2 separate regions of the Mus musculus genome follow, and region 2 is linked to region 1. The links are chromatin contacts, found by Hi-C or POLR2A ChIA-PET in ENCODE. All regions are on one chromosome and are shown on one strand. The core of a region is the stretch at or near the end of the contact, and the rest is flanking DNA. Distances in the headings are between cores, read along the strand shown. Region 1 holds the start of Ost4 (oligosaccharyltransferase complex subunit 4 (non-catalytic)). Region 2 holds the start of Snx17 (sorting nexin 17).

Region 1 (4,561 bases), core at 537-3,036:
CGCTAGGCCAGATGACCCACGGAAAGCTGATAAAGACTCATTGACCTAGGCACAGGAAGGGAAAGGGAGGCAAAGGTCATTTCTGGGTAGTTCTAAAATAAATCTTTTCCCGTTTGTCCCCGACCTTTGGACAACCTCCTGAGTCGAACTACTGTGTTTGTGGGGGAGGGGGGACGTCAGAAGAACTGTCTTTAGCCAGCTGCAGGGCCTCAGTTAGATTACCTTCTGGACCTATTTCCTTCTTTACCAATAAGGAAATAAAATAACAGTAACAAGTCGTGGAAGCGCCTCTCAGTTGTGCTGTCTAGGATGCTATGCACCCTGCTCTGGCTCTTTGAAGGCTGAAGCTGGCTTCTCGGGCCACGGGCAGCCTAGAGGTACTGCTTCTTTTAAAACCATAGACTAATTCTGATTCAATTGCATACCTAAGTGGTTGGACTTGGATCTGCTCCAATTTTCCAGGAGACACGAAGCATAATAATGTGTAATCCTAAAATCTAGACATCACTCTCTCAGGACAGAGCTGAGGACACACAAACTCATAGAGGAATGCCTGGGGAGAGCACGTCTGAGGCTTTAACCATGTTGTGTGGAGGGCACGTAGGCCCGGGATTTCTAAATATGAAACTTCTGGGAAACAGTAGGTGGTGGCTGGACATGGTGGGAGGAGGTAGGCAGCTGTAAACTAACTACTGAAGGCAAGTATTGAGCTTATGAGCAAACTGGACACAAACCACTGATAGTCTGAGACCAGAGAAACCAACATTGGAATAGTGCAAGCCAGCTCACTGTGCACACAGGAGGCAATCTGGTCCCCTGTCCCAGCTGCTCCAGCCCTATAGCAGCTCCTGTAGAGTTTTCTTTGGCTCAGAGAAGCAGAGGCCTCCCCTGAGCCCAGGCCCCCCCTTTACCGCAGGGCAACTGGCTTCCATTACCCCTGACAGCTCCAGAGCAACAGTCCAGCCCCTGGCCCTGTCTGGCTCTACATCGTTCCCTTTTATGGCGAAGCTAAGGAGAAAGCAAAAAGGGGGAAACCTACTTCTCGCTGGATAGAGGGCTGAAGAGATTCAGGGTGCTGCTCCCCTCACCAATGACCCTCGGATGTCTGAATGTCTATTGCAGCCAACTCTCTTCCTCACCACAAACCTACGACCCCTCTTGGCTTGTCCCAGCCCTTCCTTTCCTACCCCCTCATTCACACCCGTGGGGTGATTTCCCACTTGGCCGAGGCCCCACGTTTGGTTTTTGATTATCAGAGAGTCCACCCTAATTCTGACGCCCACCCCACACTGGCCTGAAACTGGCACTGATCAAATAAGTTGTCATGGTCCGCCTCTTTGGTAGGATTGTGGTTTCAGAAAGACTACCACCCGTGAGGGCACTAGCCTCCTCAATCCTGTCCCTATTCTGCATCACCTTCCATTCCATCCCCACGCCAGCGAGCCTGGGAGGGGACCGGGAGGGCAGGACCCTAAGGAAGCACCTGGCTGGGTCGAGCAGGGAAGCGAAGGGTGGGCAGGAAAGTGGGTCGGAGCCTAGAGGTCAGGCCCAGCCTCCCGCCTGCTGCACCCTCGCCTAAACCCACTCCTGGGCTCCAGGGAGGCTGTCACCACAGCGTCTGAAGCTAACCGCGGATTCCGCCGCGCCAGCTGCAGCCAGCTGCGACCCGGGCGGGATTCCCGCCCCTGCCGAGCGGACCACGCCCCGTTCCGCCCTCGCCGCAGGACGGCCATTCTAGGCTCCGCCTAAGACCGGCTCTTTTGCGCGCGCCGCCGGAGCAGACGAGACGGCAGGGTAGAGAAGCCGGAAGTGCCGCGTTGTTCCCCAGCTAGCACTACGAAGTTCCGGCTCAGGTCGCCTACCTCGAGTTTGTGCGTCTGTAGTGTCGGAGTCGGCTGAAGCTGGTCAGGTGAGGGGCTCGCAGGCGCCGTTTCATAGGCGAGCCCGGCGGAGGCTGGATCGTGGTGGCGAGGATCTGGCTTAGTGAGAGAGCAAGGAGTGCGTGAATCGAGGCTCAGTCCTTCCCCTTGTCCACAGGATGATCACGGACGTGCAGCTCGCCATCTTCGCCAACATGCTGGGCGTGTCGCTTTTCTTGCTTGTGGTCCTCTATCACTACGTGGCAGTAAACAACCCCAAGAAGCAGGAATGAAAGTGGCGCTTTCTCCGCCCCAGGTAACGGTCGGGGCAGTAGCGCTCAGACTCTGGACAGCTGAGTGGTGAGGCCGATCCAGGGCCTACACTCTTAGGGAACTTCAAGTCAGAAAGTGTCGAGCCAAGCCTGATAGCCCAGAACCGAGCTCCTTCGTTCGCATTGTGTACAGTGCCTTGATGTATTCTGCTTCAGTCCCCCTAAACGGCTTACTCTTTGAATGAAGATGGGTTTTCGGAGCCATCCTCATTCCCCATTTTGAGGTTTCCAGGAGATAGAGGCCAAAGTTATAGGGTATGGTTACACGGAGGCGCTGACCAGTACAAATAAAGGCAGTAACTGCCAATATAGGGGGATCAAGCCCTTAACAGTCCCACTTTCCCACGGAACCTGAGGCGTTAAGTAATTTGGGGGAGGGGCGTGGTAGTGAAAGATGGAGACTTATTTCCATGTTCTGAAGCCAAAGACGTTTTATGGGTTGACTACAAATAGAAAGCATGGAGAAAAAAGGGAGGGAGCATAGTCTGGAAACCAAGTGTGCTTAAATAATATAAAGGGAATGGGTTAGATGGGGGCTGGCTCCTTAAGGACCTCCCCAGCCCTGCAAGGAAGCTGCAGCATTTTCCTTACTTCGGGTCTTTCCCCTTTTTTCTAGGGTTCCAGGACATAGTCTGAGGCAAGATGGAGGGTGTGAGGGCCTTCACACTTCACTTCATCTCTCCTACCCATCACAGCATACAAAGCAACTACACCTGGATTTTTCCAAACAACTTTTATTTCCTCAAAGTCTTCCTTAACCCTATGGAGCAAGAAGCTGCCACTGAATAGGGCCCAGTATAGGGGCTGCTTTCTTTTCTACTCCCTCCCCCCAATACAAAAATATAGATATATATATATAGATATATATTTTTTTGTGGTCCCAAAATCTTGTGCTGTGGGGGAGTGGGAGGGAGCAGGTCCCTGTTTTGTTCTGTCTTAAGGTGATGTTCTGCAAGGCCTTGGACAGTGTGGCCGACATTCCAAGGAGCTATGGTTGTCACATGGTACCAGCAGCTGGAAGACGGGACTAACGTATCATTTCACTGTGTTCCCTCACCTTAGGGCTACATCCTGGACATGGAGGTAAAGGCATTATCAGACCCTGGGAGAAATAGTGAGTGGTGGTGATTTAGGGACAAAACAAACCTCACATTGGTTCAAGAGCCCCCTGCTGTAACAAATCCGGGATGGGGAGTCAGATAGAGTACAGGAAATAGGAGAAAAGGCGGGGGCAGAGCGAGGCCGTGGGGGGCCGGCCTGAGGCAGCCTGCAACAGAGAAGAGACAGGAAATCAGGGTTGTGGAAACAACCCCCTTTTTCTGGTCTGTTAGCCAGGGGCTGGGAAATGAAAAGGGCAGTGTGAAGCTGGGTAGGGAGAGGCAGGTTCATCATTGCCAGTCACTAGAGTCAGCTAGCCAGTGTCTCGAGACTAATTAGAAGTTATGCTTTGAAGTGAAAACTGAGTCCATGGTACAATAAAAATCAGGGACTAGATTCTTAATGAAAGTGCATTTAGTCTTTGGGATCAATGAAAAGGGAGAAGATTATCCTGAATGCTGAAATGGGGGGGAGGAATAGTAGAAATGAGAGGTGGAATGAAGGCCTGGACTCCGGTGCTCACCCTGGTGTAGCAGAGTGGGGTCCCGGCTCCAGCTCACTGCTCTCTCTGGTCTGGGGGATGGGGGATGTGGGGCTTGAACCTCTCATCCCTCTGCGAGTCGGCGGTGAGCTCCGGCCCAACCTGGGCCTAGCCTGTGTAGACAGGGGTAGACTAAGAGGTTGGCTTCTTCCACGAGGCTTTTCTGCTTTTAGAGTTTCCAGGCTTAAGAATCTGGTACAGAAGTCAGCAGTGGTGCTGGGACCCTGAATTCCTGAGCATTGCTCCTAACTGAGATGATGAGACAGGGTGGCAGCTATAGCTCCAGATTCAATTTATGACAGCATAGCGGGTCTTACTTATCTAAGGGTGGCAAAAGAACCCAGCGTTTCACTTCCATGGGTATCCCATGGCTAAGAGATGGCTGGGTAGAGAAGCACTATGAAGAAAAATGGGAGTGGACTGGTGGATAGCCCTCAGCTTTCTCAGCCTCCGCCCCTGCCAGAGCAGCTTAAGCTTCATCCGTCCAGTCAGCTTCTGCCTCTAGCTACAGTCAAACTAGGAAGGGAAGCTTGTCTGAGTTGGAGGTGATGGTAGGGTGTTATTAGGAGCAGTAACCAGATGTGTTACCTGGGGAATCCGGGACCCCTCCTGGCGGAAACTCTCCTCTGGCAGGTCTGGTCAGAAAGAGAGGAGAAGCTAAGGACGGGTAGGAAAGCCAAAGCTAGTAGGCTGTGGTTGGGGTGCATCTGGCAGGGACAATGGAGTCTGAA
Region 2 (4,561 bases), core at 658-3,157, 290 kb before region 1:
CAGAACTAGGGAAATAACAATGATGTTAATCTGAAGCACATGAGATACAAAGTTCTCCCCACAAATTCCTCGTAATTCTACTATTGTACTAGTATTTCTCACAGAGATAAGTTTCCACATTTCTTTACTAATATGGAAAGTTTAAAGTCCGTGATGGCTATTCGCTTTGCTGGTTAAGTAACATCAGACCAGAGACTTCCTAAATCTAACCATTAAGATGGGGCGTTTGACAGAGCCACCTGACTTCAATCTCTCCCCGTGCGCTCACAGCAGCCTAGAGTTTACCCGTGCACTCACCAGCTTGCATGTACTTCTCCAACTGCTCTCTCCTCTGCTCCACCTCTGCAGGGGTCAAAGAGAACAGCTTCTTTGGGGGGAATGCAGGAACCACGTTGGCCCCATACTCCTTCCGAAGCTATGGCGAGAAAGAGATACAATTCTTCACATAACACAGGAACTGAGTGGTGACAACTAAGACTCACCCAAGTCCTCCTGGGTTCTTCTAACAACTCTTTAAAAGACGTGTGACAAAAGATGACTTTGGCAGAGTCAGGACCCCCAAAGATCTTAGGTATAAATTCTTGTATGTGTTCATGTGAAGACATTATAGGGTGATTTTTCATGGGGTCCTGGGTCCAGGAGCCCTTTGATTTACATAGCAAGACTGCTCAGTAGAGAACATTTATAGGGAACACTTATGTGCACAGATAATAAAGTCATAGCATACTCAAGTGTGTTGAAGGGACTTTGCTGATCCAAGAATCTACTTTTTATCTGGAGAAACTGAGGCGGGAAGAAATTAACTTGCTCAGGACTGACATCTAGTAGAAACAGGGCTCTCTAGAGATTCACTATCTATACAGAGCTCACTATCTGGTGAGGGGGGAAACATTTGGACATCTTATACACTGATGGGACCAAGAACACACAAGGAAAGCAGCGAATGGTTTGTATTAATCCGGGGAATGAATTCCCAAGTTATAGTTTAGGTGCCAGAAGGAATGTGCTTTGACTAACAGGGTTCAGTTTTTCCATGCAGGGGCAAAGGATGAAAAAGGAGACAGCTCAGAGAAGGAAGGATGTGTGAGTATAGGGAAGTACAGGAACTGTGAGAGACAAGCCGCTCAGAGAGTTTCCGGAAATGTCACGCTAACAAAGTCCACCTTCCACTGTAGCAGTGATTATAGGGTGATGTAATGAAAGGGGATTAATGTCCGTGGGTATGGAAGGGCTTGAAGCTGCATCTAGACAGGGTTGTTAGTCCCACCTGCTCGTGCAGCCCCAGAAGCTGGCTGTAGCGCACCCGACAGTGCAGGACTCCATTCACGTGAATGTTATAGGCCTGAGGACACAAAAGCAGGCAAACATCTCAGGATCGACGTGCAAACCACCTCTTGCCCCAGAAACCTGTCCGGAAGTTGCCTGACATATCCGTCTGCGCAACGCTCCGAGACTTCCCGGGATTTAGCCTGTTTTTCCCCCAGGGCCGGGTTTCAAGCAGAAGGCCCAGTCCCGAGGACACTCGGGCGCTTGTGCGGCAGTATCCCTCCCGGAGATGACAATAGTGCCCACCGCCAGAGCAGTCGCGGCCTGGCCGGGGAAAGAAGAACCTATTGGAGCTTGGGGTGGCTTAAGTACGAAACTGAGACATGAGATGGCTTCCAGTGAGGTTCGAAGGCTGGAGGCCGCTCCGAGAGCTCCGGCCCGTTATCCCCGCCCTGGCCCAGCTTCTAGCACCTCCTCACCACGTAGGCGGAGCCGCCGCTGTCCCCACTGCGGGACTCCGTTTCAGGAATGGAAAAGTGCATGTTCCCTAAGGCAGAGCTCCGTACTACCAGGTTCGCAGCGCCTCTGCTCGCTTGCCTCTGCCACTCAGCGCGTCTCCGCAGCCCAGCTCGCCATTTTGGTGGGCCTGAACTCCGAGGTGGGAAGGCTGTAGGATGACGGCTCTGCGAGCAGCAACCTCGGCATGCTGGGAGCTGTAGTCGAGCGCCGGAGACGCTCCTAATTGGGAACCCAACATCCTTTGGTCCTCACCGCGACCCGTAGTCCTGGGCGGGACCCAGTGCACGCCGGAAGTTGTAGTCCGCTGGGGACTGACTCCGCGGGAGGCATCAGGGGAGCCAGCAGCCCAGGTGGCGCTGTAGTGTGAGTGACCTCGGCGGGAGGAGCCTAGGACCCACAGTCATGGCTGCGGTGGCGGTGGCTGTTCGCGAAGGTGAGTGAAGGGCTAGATGCACCAAGTGGTAGAAGAGCAGATGAACACTGGATCGCTGATGCGGGGTCCGGAGCGCCTTTGGGCCTTGCCGCCGGGTTTCTGCACGTCGCGGGACTCTGGTTTACAAGATCTAGGGCGCAGCAGGGTGCTGCTTGCCGGCTGTTCCCAGAAGGGTGACTGACCCTTTTCCTCCCACGCCTGTCCTTTGATCCTGCCGCGCAGTGCGTCCCCACGCGGATCCCAGAGCGCCTCGCGCCCGGCAGCCGAGCTGTGGTCATGCCAACCCAGCAGCCAGCTGCGCCGACGAGTCTCCCCAAGTCCTCCCGGAGCCTGTCTGGCTCACTCTGTGCCCTGTTTTCTGATGCAGAATCGAGATCCGAGATGAAGACTGAACTTTCTCCTCGGCCCGGGGTAAGTGAGGGAGAGACCTCCTAAGTCGCCTGTCAAGAGCTACACAGAAAGCTGTGTCACCTTCATTTGGCCCCATCTCCCATCCTTTTCAGTTCATCTCTTAGTAGAACTGGGAGATTTTACAGAGCTTAACGGTGTGTGACTATGACTGAAGAAGTTTCTCTCCTTACTTACGTAGACTTGTAACAGAAGTCAGAGAGTGTTAGGAACTTAACCTTGGGGGAATCTAGTAAGCATCTTGATAAACCTTTGGAATGGCCTGGGGTAGAGCAGTTCCCGTGTCTGTGTCTCAGGCAGCAGGGCGGGAGTTGACCCAAGAAGAGAAGCTTCAGCTTCGAAAAGAAAAGAAACAGCAGAAGAAGAAACGGAAGGAGGAAAAGGGGGCAGACCAAGAAATTGGCTCTGCTGTGTCTGCAGCTCAACGGCAAGGTGCGGGGACGCTTTAAACGGCCGGGGGTAGGATGCTGGATGAGGGATTTGCAAAGGGAGATAGAACAAAGTTGGTTTGAGCAAGTACAAAAGCGGTTACTTGGAAGGCAGAGCCTGATGGTGCTGGCTGGTGGTGGCTTACAGCACACCTTTAACCCCAGCACTAAGGCCAAAGCAAAGGCAGGTGGATCTCTGATGAATTCCAGCCTCAGTCAAAAAAGGAAAAAAAAAAAAACTTAGATAAGGTAAAAGGGAAACTAAGGCCAAAGCAAAGACAGGTGGATCTCTGATGAATTCCAGCCTCAGTCAAGAAAGGGAAAAAAAATAGATAAAAGGGAAACTTTGGTTGGGGCAAAGAGATCACCGTCCTAGAGCCCAGGCACCTCTTCCCTCTGTATTTCATAGACCCAATCAGAGAACTCCCAGGACCTGGTAGTCAGCTGGGAGGTACTGCTGGGGAGAAACTTCCAGCTGGCCGGAGTAAGGCAGAACTTCGCGCCGAAAGGAGAGCCAAGCAGGAGGCAGAGCGGGCCCTGAAACAGGCAAGAAAAGGGGAACAAGGAGGCGTCCCTCCTCAGGCCTGCCCCAGCACTGCTGGAGAAACCACCTCAGGTATCTCTCTCCTCTTCATTCTCACACTCCACTTACCCAAACGCTCCCGTTTCGAGATGTATAGAGTCTTGAAAGCATCTCCCTAACTTTTAGGAGTGAAGCGTGTCCCCGAGCACACCCCAGCTGATGACCCCACACTTCTGAGGAGGCTCCTTAGAAAGCCAGATCGACAACAGGTAGGAAGTGGGTTTGGTACCTGGAGAATTGCCCTGGGCAAAGAAAAGATCTGGAAAAGCACGGAGTATTGGGATCAAATAGCCCACCCAGTCCCGTTTGATGATGTCTCTTTGTTTCATGGAGGTTCCTACACGAAAGGATTACGGATCCAAAGTCAGTCTCTTCTCCCACCTGCCTCAGTACAGCAGACAAAGCTCCTTGACCCAGTACATGAGGTAGGACCTTTAAGTCGGAGGAGATTGAGGAACTCAGTGTTAAAAGTGACTGGAACTGTGAGATGGGATGTGTGGGTGGGTGGGGTGCAAACTCAAGGCAAAACTACAGGAAATGGGGAAGCCCCTTCTCATGAGGGGCAGGGGCCAAGAGGTACTCAAGTTCCCTTAAAAAGTATGTGACACCGCCATCCCATCAGCATCCCATCCTCTGTGATCCACCCAGCCATGGTGAGACTCGGTCTGCAGTACTCCCAGGGCCTCATCAGTGGCTCCAATGCCCGGTGCATCGCACTGCTTCACGCCCTGCAGCAGGTACGTCCAGTTCTATTCTCCATGACCCTGCCCCATTCCCTAAGACTGCCCCAGCATGATGGTCCTCTCTGGGACAAAGAAGCAATGACTCTCACAATCTGAACACTTACTTCCCTAGTGAAGCTTACCCCTGTCCCATAGTAGAGATCTTCCTTAAGGGGTGTTTTGTATTCTCTAGGTGATTCAG

Evidence for each region. A loop is a pair of places that touch in the nucleus more often than their neighbours do. ChIA-PET counts read pairs that join two places held with the same protein, here RNA polymerase II (POLR2A).
Region 2: a map of T-helper 17 cell shows a loop between it and region 1 (2.1-fold over the local background). The contact joins the promoter of Snx17 here to the promoter of Ost4 in region 1. A Hi-C loop is called at or near these places in 1 of 37 maps with a recorded cell type or tissue (T-helper 17 cell). POLR2A ChIA-PET finds 5 or more read pairs at or near these places in 2 of 5 experiments (Patski and embryonic stem cell).

The regions. Positions count from the first base shown.
Region 1 is chr5:30,905,013-30,909,573 of GRCm38, reverse strand. It overlaps Ost4 (oligosaccharyltransferase complex subunit 4 (non-catalytic)), which reads left to right and starts at 1,786. Exons shown (of 3, transcript NM_024460.4): 1 at 1,786-1,909; 2 at 2,038-2,175; 3 at 2,808-3,058. The coding sequence starts at 2,039. The coding sequence ends at 2,152. It overlaps Agbl5 (ATP/GTP binding protein-like 5), which reads right to left. Exons shown (of 16, transcript NM_001374737.1): 14 at 4,419-4,465; 15 at 3,813-3,943; 16 at 2,910-3,458. The coding sequence ends at 3,895.
Region 2 is chr5:31,190,650-31,195,210 of GRCm38, reverse strand. Snx17 (sorting nexin 17) reads right to left here and starts at 1,907. Exons shown (of 15, transcript NM_153680.2): 1 at 1,746-1,907; 2 at 1,268-1,342; 3 at 298-415. The coding sequence starts at 1,808. Eif2b4 (eukaryotic translation initiation factor 2B, subunit 4 delta) reads left to right here and starts at 2,072. Exons shown (of 13, transcript NM_010122.2): 1 at 2,072-2,218; 2 at 2,586-2,629; 3 at 2,923-3,058; 4 at 3,464-3,670; 5 at 3,764-3,846; 6 at 3,971-4,062; 7 at 4,260-4,374; 8 at 4,553-4,561. The coding sequence starts at 2,188.